Regions from separate parts of the Mus musculus genome. Here region 1 is linked to region 2. A link is a loop called in an ENCODE intact Hi-C map of the cell type or tissue named here. Cell type or tissue: heart. All regions are shown on one strand. Each heading gives the region's core, and the rest is flanking DNA. Links, peaks and the distances in the headings are about the cores only. Region 1 has its middle 18 kb from the start of Gm19510. Region 2 has its middle 32 kb from the start of Trib1.

Region 1 (10,837 bases), core at 1,098-9,097, 96 kb after region 2:
CCAGCCTGACCTGTAAGCAAAAGGTAGAGTCCATCATACGCATATGTAGATTTTATTTTTTGTGTGTGATAATTATTGACTATCTGGTACCATATAGATGATAGGAATACAGAGACATGGCCCCTGTCTTTGAGAAACTTCTTATTTAATGAAAAGAAACTCTCCATCCTCTAAACCAAACCCCAAACCCACCCAACCCAACCCATCCAACCAACCAACCAAGCAACCCAACCCAACCAACCAACCAAGCAACCCAACCAACAAGTCAAATCAAACAACCCACCCACCCAATCAATCAACCAAACAACCCAACCCAACCAACCAACCAACCAACCAATCAAACACACAACTTGGCATTATCTGTTGGTATATTACTTTTTTTTCTCACTGTGACAAAATATCTGATGGTATGTGTTTAAGAGAGGGAAGTTGTTTCTTGGCTCACAGTGCTTTGTAGCATGGAGCTTGGAGCAGCTCAGTCTGGTGGTGGCTGCTTGTGGCATGGCTTGTTCATATTTTGGAGAATCAGGGACCAGCAAGCAGAACTGGAAATGGGGCTGGGCTATAAACCTACAAGGTTCACCCCAGAAGTCGCCATTCATCACCAAGGAACCATGTCTCAAAGATTCCATAACTTCTCAAAATAGTGCCACCTGTTGGAGGCTGTGTTCAAAACATAAGTCTGTGGGTGACATTTCACATTCAGAATGTACCAGTGGGGTGGGGGTTGAAAGACTGGGATAGCAAATATTATATGCTGGTGGCCCCACAGGAAGCGTGCAGTGTGCAGGAACTTTAAAGGGGATCTTGGAGTTAGGACTCTTGTATTCTCTAGGGTCCTGTATAAGGCTGTGGGCCTAGGAGTATTTTTTTGGACTCTTTTAAATTGTCATTTCATCCCATGTTGGGACAATTTAGACTAGCCAATCTCTTAGTTTCTTTGTTTTGCTGGAACTAAATCATGGAAGCAATGTGTTTTGCGTGGGTCAGAAGATTTGATTGGCTCTTGGTGACATCACAGACATTGCTGGAATATGGTTAAGAAATCAAAGTGAGCACATCCAGTTGTGGCTAACACACACACACACACACACACAGACACACACACACACACACACACCCTTGATGAGTAAGTGGGGAAATGTATTTGTTATTACCCAATGAGTACAGTTTGTTTGTTACACACAATCTTTCAAAACATGAGGTCCAAAGGGGAAAATTATGAAAGGGCCCTGGAGGGTGACAGTGTGGGAACTGCTGCTCTCATCCAAGGGTCTGATGGGAGATTTGGTTACTGACATCTCCATCCGGTCAGCTCTTGTTTGTCTTTTTCCCCCCTCTGGAGACAGGGTGGTTGCTTGCCCCTAAGGCCTTCTCACCTCTCCAGCTTCACCCCCATCCTTTCCTTCCTCTGTTGTTTAGTTCCTGTGACTCCTGATTCTCCTCCCAACTCTGTTGCTAAATGACTGTGCATTTTGAGTAACCTAGTCCTGTACTTTGGATCTTTAAATCTTTACCTTCATATTGAAAGCATCAGACCCTGATAGGCTCTAGTAGTACGCACTCAAGTTCATCAGTGGTGTTTAGCTCTCTTCTTGTCTCTGGGGCACAGGAGTAAACCACAGTCTTTAGCCTCTTCTGCAGTACCTGGTGGGTATTGTGGACTCTTCCGAGTGCAGAGTGGGTGGAAGTGATCTGTAACACTTCCTGGTCTGCTCTGAAAAGCACCCTGCAGTAGGTTTATAAGGCATTCACCATGATAGGGATGTCCGTCTTTGGCATGACTGGGAAGCCAGACAGTTGAAGCCCTTAACCATAGGACCTCGCCGGCAAGAACACCATCCCTGGATTTTGTGAATAGAAATGTAAAGCTTTTACAGAGTTACAATGCTGGGATTTAGGGGGATTTGTAGTGACTGTAAGCAATGGTTATTTTAAGGGGCTCAAGGTAATGGACATTCTTTCTCTTCAGCTAGGAACAAACAGAGCAATGGGGATTTATAACATGGAGGTGGGTTGAAGAATGTGCCAGAAGTTCGTGATCACACAGTGAGTTCCTTAAAGGCTGCTCCCTGGAGTAAAACAGGCTTGTCCACCCCAGCAATGGCACCATTAGGCAAGTCCAGAGTTCTTCCTCACAAACACAATCCTACAGACACAGCCCAAGGCGATTCCTAAAGAGAGGCTGCAGAAGGGCTTGTCTGGTTTGCTCCTGAACTCACTGATCACATAGATAGTAAGTATCTCCACCTTCTCTGAGAAAGGAGACTGTGGGAAAGCCAGGCGGGAAGTCTTAGCCTCAACAAATTGATTTCAGAAGAAAAGCGTGAGGCTGGGAAACCAAGGTTCTTCTCAGACATGGAAGTTGCTGAGTTCCCATGAGGCTTCACTCCTCCAGGACAGGAGTCACATCTCCACCACCTTGAGATGAACCCCAAGACGTGGAAAAGTGGTGGCAAATCAATGTATGGGTAACTGACTGGTGACATGTAAGGAGTGTGCCTGACATTTTCCCCACTGGGTCACTTCTGAAGGAGGAGAAGTTGCTGTGGTTTGACCCCTCACACTGCTAGCCCTTGCCTAACCCCACAGTTTGGTGGTGTGAAAGGCCAGGCCGATGACCCAATGCTTCCTTGGGGAGAGGCTAGCATTCTCTGTCTGCCCACCAGGTCCTATGCTAGGCAAGGCACTTACTCTTGCTGAGTTCCTGGCTAGCCCATTGCCCTGGGGGTTCATGGGTTACTCTGAATCCCACAGTTGGGGGTATTCTTGTGTTTCTAAAGTTAGTGACTGAATGTTTCTTATGGTATCCAATGAGATGTTCCTTCAGCAAGTTAGATGAAGATAGGGGTTAAGGGCTGAGCTTGGTGGTATATGCCTTTAAATCCCACCATGTGGAAGGCAATGGCAGGTAGATCTTTGTGAGTTTGAGGTCAGTCTGGTTTACATATCAAGTTCCAGGATGGGAAGAAATACATAGAGGGACCTTGTCTCAAAATGATAATAATAATAATAATAATAATAATAATAATAATAATAATAATAACAGATACAGGGTTATTGTCTCTGCCATAAGGTGCTTCAGAATAAAGAGAGTAGTGAACACAGCATCCCTTACACATGCACATAGGCTGGATAAAGAATTCCTAGGCTTTTGGATTACAGTGATCTTTAATATTAAACCAAGTATGAGGCTATGGAGATGGCTCAGTAGCTAAGAACCTTGTTGCTCTTGCAGCAGCCTAGGTTGGGGTCCCAGTACCTACATAGTTGTTCACCACTATCCATACCTCCAGTTCCATGGGATCTGACATCCCTTTGTGATCTCTGTGTGCACCAAGCATACATATAGTGCACATACGAACATGTAGGGAAAACACAGACACGTGTAAGGCCAAAATAAATTTTAAAAATTATATCAAGCACCATCAAAGGATGAACAGATGAACAAGAGTTGGTAGATCTATGTACTGGAACAGAACTCAGCCTTTAAAAGGAAGAAAATTTAGATACAAGTACAACGTGGATGAGCCATGAGGGCATTGTGCTAAGTAAAACAAGGCAGCTCTCAAAGGGTAAGTGCTGCTAATTCATCTTGTAGGAAATTTAGGGTAATCCAGGCTATGCAAACAAAGCAGTGGTTGATGTGGGTAAGGAGAAGGCCATAGAGTTATTGTTTAATGGCTACAGAGCTTCAGTTTGGAGTGACAAAGTTCTGGAGAGGAATGGGGTTGAGGGCTGAACAACAAATGAATGTGGTTAAAAATCATCGAACTGCTGATTTCAAAATGACAGACACAGTCAAATCCACCAAACAACCCACACAATGGTCATGCCTGCCATGGGCTTGGTTCTGTTCATTGGCTCCAAAATCTGTTAAAAGCATTGAGACATCCAAAGTAATGGTATTCCTAACCTCAGAAAAGTGAGGTAGGTAGGGTCTCCAGGTGTAGGGTCTCCAGGCATAGGACAATCTTTTGGTTGGCAGAGTTTTAGCTTCATAAAGAAAAGGAATCTCTAGATTCATGGCTTGCATTTGAATCCCATACCATATTTGTGTGGTCACCTTCTGCAAGGCCCTGGGTAGGTTGGTGACCCCTTGATGGGCAGACAGCAGAAGGTAGGGGAGCTTGGGCCAAGCCTCACCCACAGTGTTTGTTCAGAGATGTAGCTAGCTACTGGGAAGTAGGTCTCTACCAGAGCAGCACGTACGTGCTAGTCACCATGATTACTAGATGTGTCTATTCCATCATTTTAAAACTTTTGCCATCAGGGTGCCAAGTCCCTGGGGTGGCCCTGTCTATTCCTCCTGCACTGCAGAGGCAGCTGAGCAGGGCCTGCTGTGCTTGGAGAAACTGCATTTGTAAAGTGCCTTTTCGGGACTTGGCATGGGGCACATGCTCAATACAGGGAAGTTATTTTTATCTGGGCTGTCTAGAAAAAGCACAAGATTCAGAGTCCTTGGAGTTTGGATCAAATCTCTGTTTACTAGGGTTTTGACCTTCAGTGATTTCCTTTATTTCTCATAGTCCCAGTTTTTTTTTTTTTTAAAATAGGGTCAACAAAATGTCTCATGGTATTTTGTGTCTACTCAAAGAAATATAAGTTTTCTACTTTCCCCTTCCCTTCCTTCCTTCTTCCTTTTCTCCTTCCATTTTTCTCTACTGTCCTCCAATTTTTCTTCCCTCTCCCATTTGCCTGTCCCCTGTCCATCTTTTCCTCCTCCTCCTCCTCCTCTCATGACTTCTAGGACAGTGCCATGTGACAGCCTCCTGGTCTGTAGGTGAGCCCTGTAGGTGAGGCAGCCTCCTCAGCCCAACCAGGAGACCCTTCTTCAATGGCAAAGTGAGACAGCTCTTTGAAAAAGTCCAAGTTATCTTCATGAAGGCTTATTTGAGCTCACTCTTGACCCCAGGATCATGAAAGGCCCTGTGAAGAAGTCACAGGAAGTGGGAGCCTCGGGGGCTGGCAGCGTTTCTGTGGGAACAGCTGTTGGCATAGAGATGGGTCTGTGAATTTGCCACCGGCACCTTTGAGGAGGCAAGGGCTATCTTCATTCCTAATTCTATCCTTGGTTTTATTTGGAATTTCACACGTGATCACTTTAGAACCTAGGTGGCGTGTCTTTCATTTTCTTTCACAGGTGTGACTGACTGCTCAGGGTGTGAGCCAGGGGACATTGGTTCCCCTTCTTGGAGTTAAGCTGGCATGTACTGTTGGGGTTCTTGGAGATTCCCAAGGCCTCTGGAAATGTATCTGGGTCGGCTCACAAAGACAGGATGCTAAACTAAGTAGTAAATGATCTATCTCCTCAGGGGAGACTCTCCCTTAGGGGAAGGGGCAGGGGCAGGGGCAATTGGAAGAACCCACTGAAACCTTCACACCTTCACTTTGTCCCTGCCCAGTCTTGGTCTTCACTCAGGACCTAGAAGACATTTCATCAGTGTTATCTGATCAGGGTCACTCCTCCAGGCCAGACCCGTGTCTCTTCCTGGTTGTTCAGACAGGGCTAGGGCTCCTCTTTCTGGGTTCTGGGGATGAGCTGTAACATTGCAGCATCTAAGGTATTGTATTGTAATTATCCGTGGGCTCCAGACAAAGGCCTGGAGGGCAGAGGCGGCTCCTTAAGCCCTTTCTGTAACTTCTGCACTATAGGAACTCTGCATATATGGCGAATAAGAATCAACACCCAGCTTGTCTGGTGCTGCACTGATGAGGGAGGTCCCAAGGAATGAGGGGCTGGCTGAGTATCAGGGGCCACTGGATGTCAAGCTCCAGAGATTCAGTCTGCTTGGCAAAGAACCCCATTCTCCATTTCCCAGAGATTGTTCTCGTAATGCGCTGGCAGTGCGCCCAATCCAGGCTCTGACTAGTTCCTAAAACAAGTTAAATCTTTCCCTTTGGGACCATTCCATCAGCAGGGGTAGATGAGCATGCTTCTCTGATGACCTTGGCGTTCATAGCCCCAACTTGGGCTCTTTTCCATTTGGTTCCTCAAGGCCTCAGCAGCAGCCCTGTTATGCTTGGCTGGGTTTCTGGCGGGTGAGGAGCTGAGCGCCGTCTTCCCAGATCCCCGGGTGGATGAGAGCGGTGTCCACGCCCCCACCCACAGCTGCCTGTGCTTGGCTGGGATGGAAACTGGGCTGCCCATCCAACAGATCTCGGTGGAGATTGGAAAGTGCTCCTCGGAGGAGCTAGTTGTGTCATTGTTGGGATGTGGACAGAAGCCAGGCTGCAAATGAGAACTGCGATCTTCCCATCACCCTGGCTCTCCACTGTGATGGAGGGACCATGCCAGCTGCAGAGCCTGGACAGATGTTCCTTGGAGGGACAAAGTGTTACCCGATGAGCATTTCTGAAATGGGACTAGGCTGGCCAGAGCATAGGAAGTAGACTATCTGTGAAGAATTCACCATCCCAGGTAGTGTCTGGCTAGATTTAACCCTTTGATTCTTATTTAATACACTTGGGCAGTAAACATGCTTTTTGAGTCGTTTCTGAAGTCCTCACCCTACATGTGATCCAAGGAGATGCAGAGGGGTAATGAATTGGTCAGGGTTCTCTAGAGGAACAGAACTTATAGACTATATAACATGTGTGAATATATATGCAAATATGAATATATTTATGAATATGAGTACACATATCTACACACATATGTATGAAGGGGATTTACTAAAATAGCGTACAGGTTATGGTCTGGCTAGTCCAGCAATGGTCCAAGAATCCAATAATTATTTAGTTCACTAGGCAACTTCAGTATACATGGAATCCCAAAGAAGTAGTCTCCAAGGCCAGTGAAGGGATGGACTTACAAAGGAGAGCGAGAGCAAGAAGGCAAAGCAAGCTTCCTCCTTCCCATGGCTTTTTTATAGCCTGCCAACAGAAGGTGTGGCCCAGATTAAAGATGGATCTTCCCACCTCAAAAGATCTGGATTAAAAGCAAATCTTTCTACCTCAAAGATCTGGATTAGAAGTAGGTTTTCCCTACTTCTAATTACTTGTTAAAAATCAATCAATCAATCAATCAATCAAACAAACAAACAAACAAACAAACAAACAAACAAAACTAGCCTGGCAGTGGTGGTGTACACCTTTGAATCCAGCCCTTGGGGGGCAGAGGCAGGCAGATCTCTGAGTTTGAGGCCAGCCTGTTCTACAGACTAAGTTCCAGGACAGAAAAGGCTATACAGAGAAACACTATCTCAACTGCACCCCCAAACCAAACCAAATCAAGCCAATACAAACAAACCAACCAACCAAAAACCAAACCTAACTAACCAACCAACCGCCCCCCCCCCAAAAAAAATCTCAAATAAGTAAAATTTAAAAAATCACTTACAGGTGTGCCTAGCCATGTAGGTTTTAGTTAATTCCAGATGTAGTCAAGTTGACAATCAAGAATAGCCACCACAGGTAATGAGAAAAAGACAAATACATTTTCCTTCACGTTTTTCCTTAAGGCTCCTTATAAAAAAATGTTCCTGTGATGTTTAGGTATGGGACTAATGGAGATTATAGAAAACCTGGTGAGTCCTTTCCCGTTCGATACTTGAGGGAGTGAGCAAGGACATCTCGGTGGAAAGTGTGCCCTGAGGGGGCTCACAGCTGACTTAGCTCCCTTACTGGAAATGGAAACACAGACCTTGCTGAGAGGCAGAGTGGAGGGCTGAAGAAAGAGCACTTGGCCAGGACTCAGCTCCAAGCTGGCCACTGGTCCTGTGGGCTCTAGCTCATCAAGCTTTTGACTTTGTTTCATTTTAAAAAATGCACCCAACAGAAGATAAAATGACTTGAAAATAGGCACTGTGAACTACTATTGTTTACAAATATTAACTTTTTTTTTCTTAAATCTTATTCAATGTGTGTCAATGTTTTTTGCCTGCATGTATGTCTGTGTACTGCATGCCTGCCTGGTATTGGCAGAGGCCAGAAGAGGGCATCAGACCCACTGGAACTGGAGTTAGAGATGGTTGTGGGCCTCCATGAGAGTGCTGGGAATCGAATCCAAGAAGAAAAGCAAATGTTCTTAACTGTTGAGCCATTTCTGCAACCCCACTTTATTTATTTATTTATTAATTTATTTAAACAATCACAAAAACAATTTAATAATGTGGGATTATTAGCAAGCTAATTTTGTAAGTAAGAAACGTGAGGGACAAATTGTTGCGATCTTGTTCAAAGTCACATCAGTGATTTTGATGAGTGTTGGACTAAGGCTGGGCTCTTTCTGGGCCTCAGAATCTCCATCTTTGTGAAGAGGCTGATGCTTGCTATCCTGCACGTACTGGGGAGGGAGTTCATGCACACAGAGAAAAGGTCACATGAGACAGCAAGGGAGGGGGTAACTAACTATCTCAAGCCAAGCATCAACAGATGGCTTAGAAGAAACAAAGCAGCTAGCCCTTTCATCTCCGACTTTGACTCCAGGATTCCAGAAAACTGGGGGAATAATTTAATATTCTTTCTGAAAAAGCCAAGTGCTAGCCTTTCCAGCATGAGGAACTGAGTCCAATCCCTTAGAACCCACATAGTAGAAGCAGGGAAAGACTCCTGCTGGGTTTCCCTGGCCACCATACCTGGGCTGTAGTATTTCTATGTGCACAAAAAAATGTAACTTAAAGAGTATAACAGACAAGAGGTATCTAGTATATGAAGAATAACATCTAAGGTTGTCATCACGTGCACATATGCTGCACATGTGCATATGGGCATGTACATGTAAGCACGCAAATGCTCAACAGTTAAGAAGCCTTGCTGCTTTTCTTGGAAAAAAAGAGAAAAGCTGTTGCTTGGACCACAGTAACACATAGTTTCTGGAGCTCTTGTTAATTCTTCTGTACTTCTGTGTGATTAGAATGAAAATCTTCACTACACAAAGTGGATAAAAAGTCTCCATCTTCTCTCTTTCTCTCTCTGCTAGGATTGGACCTTTCTTCCCAAACATGGTTTCTTACAGGCATTGATCACTTTTAAATTACAAGATCCTTGGCTCCAGCATATTCCTGTCACAGAAAGGCACTCACACTCAATGAATGAAGCCACACTACTGCCCCTTGCCCTTAGGTCAGAAATTGCCCATCAGTCATGAAGGTGTGAGCACACCCAGGTACTGTGATCCACTGCACACTGACACTGGTAAGCAACCGAGAAATCTTTCATACTGAAAAAAAAATCTTTCATACTGTTTTTCTTTTTTAAGACTGAATAACAAATCACTTAAAATATAGCAGCTTCAAACAAGATCTAGTGTTCTTCCAAACGTTTTTTTTTCTGTGTGTGTGGTAGTCACAGCTAGTTGGTTAGCTGTCCTCAGCTAGAGGTTACCTGGGGTGGACATAGCCAAGATGTCTGGTTATCTCCAGACTCAGTCTCCCCAGATACCCTCCCATCATTATAGTGAAATCCAAGCTTCTCCACAGCTTGAGGGATGGATTCTAAGATGGGGAGAGAGCTGCCCAACCTCCTGGAGCCAGCTCAGTCATTCTAGAACACTGTTTCTGCAAAGTTTATTTGGGCCAAGTAGGTCTTAAGATTCAAAGGGAGAGAAAAAAGAGTCCCCGTCCCCCCCCCCCCCCCCCCGCTTGTGAGGTAAGGAACAGATATGTGCCAGATATGTGCACAGAGACCGGACAGGCTGTTGGTGACTAGAGGAGAGACTACCACAAAGATGCCAGCAGGATCCTCAGAGTATCCTCATTTGCATGAGGATAGCTGCTGAGGTTTGGTTGTGGTTTGCCTACCAGCAAGATGGGTTTACTTCCCAGGTAGTGGAAACCACAGGGTGCCAATGCTAAAGCTGTGGTTATGTCCTGGTTTTGACCAGGCCATTGCTTAACCTCTTGCTTTGTCCTCCAGGTGATGCCGCAAAGCAGTAGAGAGTTGAGATGACCAGTGTAGGGAGCACCACCAGTGGGTGGCAGGACCAGGGGTGCTGTTGCCCCATGATTGAGGAGATGATTATTGTGCAAAAAATATGCAGATTTTCCACCTAAATTATGGGATGATTCACAGAGTCTTCCTGGACCGCCATCCCTTTGTTTGGCTTATGTGGACAACAATGTCTACTTTATGCAAGAGAAGAGATAGTGGCAAGCTGCATCACGTTAGAGTCAGACCACCACAGTTTGCACCCTTGTGCTTCAGCCGTGTCGCTTTCTAACCATATTCTTCTTTGAAAAACAGCTAATTGCTCTGATTTTCTGTTAAGGAGAGAAAATAATATTCAGTGTCTATAGAGTCATACAAATTTGATGTGTTTAAAAGGAACGAGGCATCTGTCCTTTTTAAAATATTGTTTTAACACTGGATGTGTGATTCACATGTGGCCAGTAGCTTAAGTTTTCAGCAGCCCTTATTAGAACACTCAAATGGGCCTGTGCTACCTAGAGGCTAGCACATTCTTTATGCAAATGGTGGCTATTGTTTCTGGGAAAATGGGTTCTTTGCTCATTTCTCCCCTTGTCATATTTGCACTGGAGGAACGATGGAGCAAACACCTCAGTTGTTTCTCCCTTTAGCTGCTCTTCTGAAAGCAACAAATGTCTAAAGTTGCTTCCAGTTTGTTATTTGCTGCGGGCGGAGAGACTCTCTGTCAAGTGGTGATATAGGCTTTGTCCTCCTTCCCTGATTTGTGGCTTCACTCCCTGCTCCCACATGAACACCGGGGAAGAGTGCACCTTGTTCTTTGTCTCCAGTTCATCTCTCTTTAGACAGATGAGCATCGGATCCCAATGAGATTGGAGCCTCACTCCAACAGCTACTGGCTGTCATGATGTTAGTTCAGCTCTCATCTGTATCCTGGAAATAGCAGCAGTGTCTGCCTACATATTGAGCA
Region 2 (10,837 bases), core at 1,802-9,801:
AGAGCTGGACCGTGTAGAATGGGATGAGCATCAGCAGAAGTTTCCATGTGGGCTTGATATGAACAGGAAACCTAGTGATAGTTATGTGCCCCAGTCCTGATGCTCTTTACTAGCATTGGCTCATATAGTCCATCCGGCAGACCCAGGCAACAGATATTGCTGTTATTTTTCATTTACACAGCTAGTAAATAATAGAGGCAATAGCATACCCAGGCTTCCAAAGGACAATTGGAGTTAGATTGCGATGTTATACTTTTGGGGACAGCTGGTGACATAGCAAGTGTAGCGCCGTGTCTGTGCAAGCGCCTGATAATCTCTCAAAAGTTATAGCAGGGATGTCAGGCCTGTGTCACCAGGCTGGATTCTGGCTAATTGCTCTTTATTTATTCCTTAAAAAGACTCATCAGTGCCTTCCTTGTGATTAGATGAGGGTTATGGATTTTGAGAAGCCAAGGCAGAGTGGCGAAGAGACATGCTTACTTTGCAGATATAAATTCACTCTTTGGCTTAGGTGAACTTGTCTTGCAGTTGACATTGCGTTCTTGCAAACTCATCTTCCTGATAAGGGGTAAGAGGGCTCAGTCCCCAAACACAAAACGGAATCACAGACATTTTCGGGCCTCATCTTGACTCTCTGTTGTGTTTTATAAAAAAGAAAAGGAGAATAAGGGATATGTTTGGTATGGAGGTACCAGCCACACACACCATGGTATAATATAGAATAGAACTCATTTAGGGCATAGGGAGGGAAAGGCAGAGAGAGAGAGAGAGAGAGAGAGAGAGAGAGAGAGAGAGAGAGAGAGAGAAGGAGGAGGAGGAGGAGGAAGAGGAGGAGGAGGAAGAGGAAGAGGAGGAGGAGGAGGAGGAAGAGGAGGAGGAGGAGGAGGAAGAGGAGGAGGAGGAGGAGGAGGAGGAGGGACCAGCCATGAACACATGGGGGCAAGAGGGGAGAAGAATGGGGAGAGAAGGGACAGAGAGGGAAAGAGGGTAAGGTCAAGAAAGAGAGACGGGGGCAAGCAACCCCTTTTATAATGAGTCATGTATACCTGGCTGTTGCCAAGTAACTGTGGGGTGGAGCCTAGAAGGAATGCCAACACTCTCCACCCTCAAACTAAAAAACTCTACAGTTTCTAGATGCTGGTAGTTCTTGAAGGGAACAATGCAGACATAGCCAGGACGCAGTGTGTATGGAGCCCACCCCAGACTTCCCCTTCCCGAGGCCACCCCATCTTCTCCAGGAAATCTTAGGATCAGAAGAGAGCAAATCAAGAATCTGCCCACCTGGGACCCCCAGCCTTTCTCTCTCTCCTTCCTTACGTGCTTATTAAGTTCCCAATGCATTCTGGGAGAGCCAGGAATTTCATCTGAATAGAACTGGGTTTGGGAAGGAGAGACCCATGTCACAAGCTTAGAGAGAAAGGTATATGGCTGGGATTTTGCAGCCCAGTGGAGGACAGGTTTCTCATTAGTGCTACGGGTAGCATGTCTGTCAAACACAACTGAGCAGGAGGTGCTAATAAAATAAACAGGGCAGTCCCTACCTGTGAGGGGACAGTAAAGCAGCATTTAACAAGAGCCATCTTCCCAGGTACCGTCAAATGCTGGGGACAAAGAGTGATGTTTCCCTTCCAGGTTCAGCCTGTTGGATAGAGGACGATTTGCTCTGTCTGCATCCAGCTGGCAGAGGACTAAGCCCAGCTTAACCAGAGCCTACGGTACAATGTACCAAGCCTAATAGTTAAATTCCTGACTTCCTTCTTATGGGGAGCTGAACTCTAGGAGTGGACAGGACAATGCTTTGCAACAAGTTTCAGATCTCCAGCTGGAAGCTTACAGCTGCAGGGAAGGTTACAGAAAATAAAAATAAAAGGTGGGTGGTGGTGGCACACGCCTTTGATCCCAGCACCTGGGAGTCAGAGGCAGGCAGATTTCTGAGTTTGAGGCCAGCCTGGTCTACAGAGTGAGTTCCAGGACAGCCAGGGCTATACAAAGAACCTGTCTCGGAGAAGAAGAAGAAGAAGAAGAAGAAGAAGAAGAAGAAGAAGAAGAAGAAGAAGAAGAAGAAGAAGAAGAAGAAGAAGAAGAAGAAGAAGAAGAAGATATCCTCTTTGAGAGTTTTGAAGAAGTTTATGGACATCTCTTGCTGTGTTTTTCTCATCCTTCCTTACGTAACAGTGCAAGCTATGGATACAGCAAAGACCACACATTTTTATGTGCTAGAGCTGTCTAACACACTCTGCAGGGATAGCCACACTAAGTATACAAGTTTTAAGCACAGAGCTTGGTTCATCCTTTGACTATATGTGAAGCCATGCACCCCATTAAAATAAGATGTGGAATGTTTCTCCCAAGTTCCTTCGTGTCTAATCCAAGTCATTACCATCCCCTACCCTAATGTAGTCACTCTTCTGATTTCTGACACAGAGATGTGTTTGCTCACTTTAAAATCAATAACTAGAACCCTGGGAGATGGCAGACTGTAACATGCTTAAGCAAGGAGATCTGAGTTCTGATCCTGGGAACCTGCATAAAAAGCTAGGCATGTCTTAGTCAGGGTTTCATTGCTGTGAAGGGACATCATGAACAAGGCAACTCTTAAAAGAAAAACATTTAACTGGTCCTGGCTTACAGTTTAAGAGGTCCAGTCCATTGTCATCATGACAGAAAGCATGGCAGCGTGCAGGCAGACGTGGTGCTGGAGGAGCCCAGAGTTCTATATCTTGATCTACAGGCAGCAGCAGGGGACTATCTTCTGCAGACAGCGATTCCACACTGGGCAGAGATTTGAGCACAGGAGACCTCAAAGCCCACCTAAACAGTGATGCACTTCCTGTAACAAGACCACACTACCAAGTGGGGCAGGGTTGGAGCAAGCAGAGTGGGGAAGGGGAAGAAGACCACACTATTCCAATAAAGCCTCACCTCCTAATTGTGCCACTTCTTAGAGCCAGACATTGAAACACACCGATCTATGGAAGCCAAACCTACTCAAACCACCCCAGCTTGGCAGTGCATGCTTGTAATTCCCATGCTGGGGAGACCAAAGCAGTAAGACCCTTAGGGATTGCTGGCTGGTCAGTCTAGCTGGCAAGCTCTCGGTTCAATGAGAGATGCTGTCTCAAAACCAAGGTGGTTCAGAGCACTGTTGCTCTTGCAGAAAGAGGACCTGTGTTCCGTTCCCAGCACCCATACTGCGGCTAGCAATCATTAGCATCTCCAATTCCAGGGAATCCAACTGCCTCTTTTGGCCTCTGCAGGGCATCAGGCATGCATGTGGCATACATACCTACACATGGGCAAACACATTAAAAAATATCTTTAAAAGTAAGGTGAGGAAGACACTAAACGTTGGCCACCTCTAGCCTTCACATGCAACCACACATATGTGTGCACACATGTGAACACACACACACACACACACACACACACACACACACACACACACACACACACACAAAGTAAAGTAAGATGGATAAACATAAAACATAGCCAGGTGTGGTAGTGTGGGTTCTTCATCTGAGGAGTGGAAAACTGAGGTTGGAAGACCATCCATCATAGGTTCAAGGCCAGGCTGGTCTACATAGGGAGTTGCAAGCCAGACACACACACACACACACACACACACACACACACACACACACATTATATATATATATATATATATATATATATATATATATATATATATATATATATATATATGAAGATTCCATCTCAAATATTCATATAAAAATATCAAATTATACTGTTTTTGTGTTTGGGTGAAATTCAAATAACATAAAATCACCTCAGCCTTTTTGCGCCAGGGTCTCATGTAGCCTAGGCTGGCCCTGAACTATGTAGCTGAGAATGGATCTTGAACTTCTGATCTTCTTGCTTCCACCTCTCATACATTGAGATTATGTGGTGTGACTTGCCATATCGAATTAATCTAGTGTTGGTGACTGAACCCAGGACTTCATGCATGTTGAGCAAGCACTCTACTGATTGAGCTCTGTCCTCTTTCCAAATCAACCACTCTAAAATGAACAACCCAGTAGTATTCAGCTCTCCACAGGCCTGTGTCACCAGCAACCACCTCTGTCTTCAATAAGCTTTCATTGGCCAAGAGGAAGCCTCAGATCTACGAAGCATCTGCCCTACATTTGAACACTGAGTAAGGCACACAGGGTGTGGCCTTTGGGGTCATACTTCTTCCTAGCTCCTGTCTCTGACATGCCGTGTGTATGGCTTGTGCCAGTATCAGTGCTATAGATGAGGAAACTTTGGTACACAGTTAAGTAATCCACCCACGACTGTTTAACCAGTAAGTAGCCGAACCACAAATCCTCACGGTGTGGCCCTGGGGCCTTGTTCTAGAAGCCTGAGCCATGTAGCAGGGTAGGAAACAACTCTAGAGGTCGAGGAGACGAGTGGAGGAGGGTTGTAGGGTTGCCTGCCTTTCCAGACTGATAGCCCGAACTCCTGGCTAGTTTGACTGCTGTTTGCCCTGTGACCGGTAGCTCTTTCTACATCTCAGTTTCCCTGTCCACACAGAGTTTAGAGTCTGTCTTGAGTTGCTGTGGGAGGCTTGACTGACAGTTCTTGGAAACCTCAGAGTTCTATATGAGCACAGCTATGGCGAGGATCTCTAAGAACTTCCCTGGCACCTAATATATCCCTGACAGAGCTGGCACTCCAATGGGTGAACAGTGGGCACCCTGATCTTCTTGCTCAGTCTGGAGAGCTGCAGGCCCCACCTGGAGGGCACTGTGTCAAACACAGACTTGAAGGAACAAGGCCTTCTATAGAATCTGTTCCAGGCCTGCTAACCTACAGCATACGAGGAAAGCCTACAGTTCATAGGCTGGGGACAGAGCCTTGCTTGGGACAGTTCTGTTGTCACTTTGGAAACCCACTGTCCCAGGCAAGAAGGATTAGAAGGGCAAGGGTACAGAGATGAGAGCAAAGGGGCTGGTGCCCTGTCAGAGTGAGCTTCTAGGATCTCCCCAAGAGAACTCTAGCAAAAAGCTATTAATTCCTCTCTAAGAAGTCGGGTCTCAGAGCTTTCCTTCTGGGATCAAATGAGATGTGACATCATAGGATGAATTGCCAGAGAACAGCATTGTGACTCTCACCCCCCAGTGAGCCCTGGGGTTTGGGGGACAGGTGTGGAATGGTTTTGTGAACTAAGGAAAAAGCAAATGTGGGGTGTGGTATCCTCACAGCAGCTCATCGCTGCTCTTCCCTCTGGTGCAACCTTTTCCGCTTTAGTCTTGTTTAAATCCCAACACTTCCCGTTCCAAATGAAGAACGTTCCAGAATGCTCCGTTAGCACACGGGTTAGTTTATGGGTGATTTATCAGGGCAGTTTCCTGGATTATGGCCTCATCTTCTCTCAGCAAATCCTGTTGAAACACACTTCTGTCAGCTGTAAACCCTGAATGTGGGAAAAGAGCTGACACACAGGCTCCGTCTCCGGAGTAGCGCATTCCCGAGTGTGGGCAGTTCACCAAGACCAGGAAACCTCCGGTTCGGCTCGAGAAGAGGTCACCCTGTGGGCAGGGGCAGCCCTCAGCTGATTGGGACTCGAAGGAACCAGGATTCAGAAATCCTAACCTGGTCTGCCTGGGTTACAGATTCTCTTGCCAGCCCTGGGGGACCAGCTTCCCTCTCCTACCCACTGACCAGTAACGACAGGCTGGATGTCTCTGGGACATTCCGGAACAGGACACAGCTGAGGTTTGACCCAGGCTGCATGGGTCTATGGACACTGGTGAACCGTGAACGGCTTGCCCTGGAGTGACCATCCTGTCCTCGGGCTCTGTAGAAACAGCCCGAGGCACTCAGCCCCAGCCTCCTTCCTGCTTACTGAGACCTTGACCTCTTGCGGTGCCTCTGTGGAGCTGCAGGGCGGCTAGGAAATGAGTTAAGCCGGCATTTCCCACTCCAAGGCTGAGCCCACCCCCGTTTATCCAGCCTTCCCAGAGCAGCAAGGGCTATTTTTTTCCTTTTCTTTTCTTTCTCCCTTTGTAGCATTTCCTGGTTTTCAGCCGAATGAGTCACTTCCTTCTCTGGGTTCCACATAAAACTCAAAAGGTAACTTTTCTCTATGAGTGGATTTTATTTTACCAACACTGATTTTTTTCCCCTTTCTCACTCTTATGGACATGGAAGATGTGCATATTTCTTTTCCTCTTTTCGCTTTGGTTTCTGGGAAGCCTGGAGTCCAGTATGAGGTTCCTCTTGATCAAGTGACTGCTCTGAGCCTTCTAAATTAACTTTGTCCCCGTTTTTCATCTTCAAGCCAAGCCTTTCTTTTTCCATTTTTGATTTTTATGGTATTTGTATTATCAATTTTATTTTAATTGAGGGTTTTATTTACATTTTATTCGAGCGTGTGCTTGAGCGCGTGTGTGCGCACGTAGAAGTCAGAGAACACTCTGTGGGAGTCCATTGTCTTCCTCCATTTTATGGGTCCTGGGGATTTGGTTACAAGCGTCTTTACCCACTGAACCATCTCACTGGCTCAGCAATAGTATTTTTCATGATAGAACTTACATAAATAAAATGTATCCAAGTCAAGTATAGAGTTTGAGGTGACTAATCTTGGTTTTTCAACTTAACTGTGTCTGGAATCAATAAGACCAGGTGCCAAGTGTTCCTGTGAGGGTTTTCTTGATTAGATTATTTGAAGTGGGAAGGTGGACCCTAAATGTGGGCGGCATCTTCTGGCTGCTGCACAGATAAGGGAACATGGAAGAGGGATTTTTTTTTTTTTTGTTTTGTTTTGTTTTGGTATTTTTGACACAGTGGTTCATTATATAAGCCCTGGCTGGCTTAGAACTCAGTGTGTAAACCAGCCTGGCCTCAAACTCATAAGATCATAAGAGACCCACCTGTCTCTGCATTTCTAGTGTTGGGCTTCAGTCTAATATTTGTGCCATGGGAATCAGAGAGATAACTAAGAGGTTTAGAGCAGTGGCTGATTTTCCAGAGGGCATGGGTTCAATTCCTGGCACCCACATGGCAGCTCACACCTGCTTGTAACTCCAGTTCCTCTTCTGGACTCTGCAAGAGGCTCGACGTATGTGCAGGCAAAATACAGCAGATTAAAAATTTTTTTTTGTAAATATTTATTTATTTTATTTATATGAGTACACTGTAGCTGTCTTCAGACACACCAGAAGGCATTGGATCCCATTACAGATGGTTGTGAGCCACCATGTGGTTGCTGGGATCTGAACTCAGGAAGAGCAGTCAGTGCTCTTAACTGCTAAGACATTTCTCCAGCCCCACAACAGACTTTTAAAAACATCTAATGGCAGTCTCGACACATCCTCAGCTGTGCACTTATTCTCATTGTGCCTTTAAGAAGCAGTTGGGGGCTGGGGAGATAGCTCAGTGGTTAGGAGCACTGGCTACTCTTCCAGAGGACCCAAGTTCAATTCCCAGTACCTACATGGCAGCTCACAACTGTCTTTTACTCCAGTTCCAGGGGCTGACATCCTTACATAGATGAATTCAGTCAAAATACCAAGGCACATTAAATAAATAAAAAAGAGAAGCAGTCAGAGTCCTGACTTTCTATAAAGGTCTCAGTTTCAGGGCTCCATGCCCTGAGGCTCTGTGACCGTGTCTTCTGTTCCCAAGCTAGCCATGCATGTACCTGGCCCCACATTTCCTGTCTTCAGCTAGCTTCATGTCTTCATTTCACTGGATTCGAGTTTTCTCTTTATTTCTTGCATCCCAGGATTGATTTCTTTCATATGGGCTCAGCTGTGGATGAAAATGTGTAAGGTTAAAATCACATAGAAATGGGGGATACTGAAGCTGCCGTTGGACCACTGTTTACTTAGAGTCAGCCTACACATTTGACCTGTTATTTTTGTGCATTACAGTATTAGAAAATTATGTATCAATTTCGTTTTCTGCTGCTGTAGCCATCTTGGATTACTGGACTCCTGCCATCTGGACTTGGACTCCTGCCATTGATTTCCTAGGATCTCGAAGGGATGAGTGATTCCAGTAGCTCACTGCTCCTTTCCAGTTATAAGATGAATTCTACAATATGACCTTTGTTTCTGTAGTTGCCTGATGAGAGAGAGACACATTAGCTGTTTGCTGTTCTGGGCTATTCTGAATGAATGAATCGGGTTTCCATGGTGAAAGAGGGTGAAGTGGATGTTGGGTGAGTGAACACGTTTGTCCACCGTGCTCTGAGTTCCCGTTAGAACTATGGGCAGATTCCCATCCGCCACACTGAGTCCTCACTTGCCTACCCCCCACCCCATGTGATGATGGTTCCTGTTGTCAATTGGACAAGATCTAGAATCACCGTGGGTACATCTGTTCAGGATTGCCTAGAGTAGGTTAATTGAGTAAGACTTGCCTTAAACGTGGGTGGCACCATAGTGACACACATATATGGATCTGATGTGATAGCGGCAATGGAGGGAAACCTGGCACTGAACTAAAACAAACTTCTTCTTTTTGACTGGAGTTTCTTTTGCCAGGGCATTTTAACATAACAGCAACAAGAGAAACTAAGTTATAAGCGAACCCTAATTCCATCTCTCTCTTTGCTTCCTGACTGAATGTAAACAGGACCAGCTGGTCCTAACCCTGCCGCCATGCCTCTCCCACGATATTGAACTCTATCTCCTTGAACACTAAGTTGGGATAAACCTTTCCGATTGTGTCTTCTCTGGTGTCTTTACCACAGCAAGGAAGAAAGTGACCAATACCAACACTGCCTCTCACGTCACCAGGGTTATTTTCCTCCCAACCTTTCTCGCTGTCACGCATTCATCCAATCTACTGATATTTCTAGCCATGGACGCAACTCTATCACTCATTCATTCAATCTACTGACGCTTCCACCATGGATCCAACTCTGTCGCTCATACATTTAGTTACTGATGCTTCCATTCATGGATATAATTCTGTCAATCATTCAATCAATCTACTGACACTTCTACCCATGGGCCCAACTATCACTCACTCATTCATTCAATCTACTGACACTTCCACCATGGATCTAACTCTGTCACTCATACATCCAATCTACTGATGCTTCCAGCCATGGACTCAACAAAACTCCTGGAGTCTGACTCCTCTTTAAACTCATTTTCTCCGTCTTCTTGGAATTCTTACTGTTTCAAGATGGCATCGATCTTGATATCCCTTGCTCTACTGAACTAAGCATTACGCGTTTTAAATCCTATTTGTTCCTTCATTCCTAACCCATTTATCCATCCCCCTTGATGTGACTCTACTGGTCTCCCATATGCAAAACACCAGGTTTGGCCCTCTATTCTTGCTTCTGATACTCTTTGGAGCTTGCACATCCTTCCTGATGCTCTTCATGGCCCCCAAGCCATTTCTTGATCACTTCTTTTCCTTTCCCTAGTCCTCTTTTCATCTTCAGTGGCCGAGCCTTAATGCAGCGAACCCCTGTAGTTCACTGCTCTGGCCTCAGCCTGTCTCTCTTGATGCACAAGCTATTTGACCAATGTCCTTTACTGCTAATTCTGATGGAGCTCTCGGGACTCCTCTAGTTTGAAATACAGATGCTGAATGGCTATGGCTGTGAAGTGGCTTGAGTTTCCTTTCTTGCTGTAAGAGGAAGGGTTTATTTGGGCTCATACTTTGAAGGTATTCTTATTCCGGGTACGTTGCGTATCCTTCCTCCTCCTCATGCTGGGAAAGACATGGAGGCAGGAGTGTGAGGCAGCTGGTCACACTGCCATCAGGAAGGAGAAAAAGAGAAAGAGAAAGAGAGAGAGAGAGAGAGAGAGAGAGAGAGAGAGAGAGAGAGAGAGAGAGAGAGAGAGAGAAGTTCAGGACCCCTGTCCACAGAATGGTGCTACTACATTTAAGGTGGGCTTTCCTGTCATAACTAACCATTCTAGAAAACTCAGAGAGACACCTGGAGGTGTCATAGTTCTTCTGTTACCAGCTGTTGTTATGGATCAATCCTAACCATCAGAGAGCTAAACATGAGTACCAGAAACAGGAAGGGTTCAGCAAGGGCCAGTGTTACTGGAGGATTTGCTCCATTGGCCACTCAAGTGTCATCTCGTTTAAGCCTTTGCTATCTCATTCATATCTGTCAGGAAACAAGGACTAGATCACTGTTGGTTACTATTCGTAAGTGTTGTAACCAGCCTTTAGGTCCTGGCCCTTTAGCACCTAAGGGCACTCTTTCTCATGATATTGTGTTTCTTTTTTCTTTAAAAATCATCAGAGGCAGATGGGTAGCTCTTAAATCTAGTTAGTCCAGTCCACGTTACCTTTTGTGCCCTCTTCTGCCCAGGGCCCTAATGGGAAGGCTCTAGCAAGGCCGTTAGGCTCCGCATACACGCACACTGTCTCAAATTAGCCTGGGTCAGCAGTTGCTGGCTTGGGTGTGAGCAGCCATATAATGTCATGCAATGTCAACCCTGAAATACATCTTGGGTGGGTTCCAGGGAGATCCAGGGCCAAGAGGACACCGAGAAAGCCATGGGAAGTCTGTGAACCACTGTTGTCCCTTCCTGATAAGCTGGGGCATGATCTGGTCTGGGGCAGCCTGCTTAGTTGTAACTGTAGGGAAAAAAAAAAAGAAGGAAGGAGTTAATTCCTGGCTGGGCCTGTTTACAGGAAGCAATGAGCTTTAGTTATTAAAGTGGGCCCCATGTGGGAGGGGATGAATTGGCCTTTTAGAGCCTAGGTCAGCAATAGAAATAGTTTGCTCTTGGCCAAGAATAGGAGAGGGCTTAGAGGATTGCTTAAAGTTTAAGATGTTGTGTGCTACATTCTCCTGCTCCCTCCTCTTAACGTCCTATCTTTCTTTAAGAAAAGACACTGAACTGGC

Evidence for each region. Peaks named below come from ENCODE experiments on the same cell type or tissue, not always from the same donor. Only the 100,000 strongest peaks of a DNase experiment are listed, where the experiment ranks them.
Region 1: a loop joins it to region 2, with 2.0 times the contacts of the local background. A loop is called at or near these places in 4 of 42 quality-filtered maps.

The regions. Positions count from the first base shown.
Region 1 is chr15:59,771,644-59,782,480 of GRCm38, forward strand. No RefSeq gene overlaps it. Among named protein-coding and RNA genes, the nearest start is that of Gm19510, 18 kb to the right of the region's middle. In heart, for the core only: no CTCF peak of the experiment used is centred there; DNase peaks (open chromatin) are centred at 4,298 and 5,978.
Region 2 is chr15:59,675,008-59,685,844 of GRCm38, forward strand. No RefSeq gene overlaps it. Among named protein-coding and RNA genes, the nearest start is that of Trib1, 32 kb to the left of the region's middle. In heart, for the core only: a CTCF peak has its summit at 5,878; a DNase peak (open chromatin) is centred at 5,764; H3K4me3 peaks cover 598 bases; H3K27ac peaks cover 1,809 bases.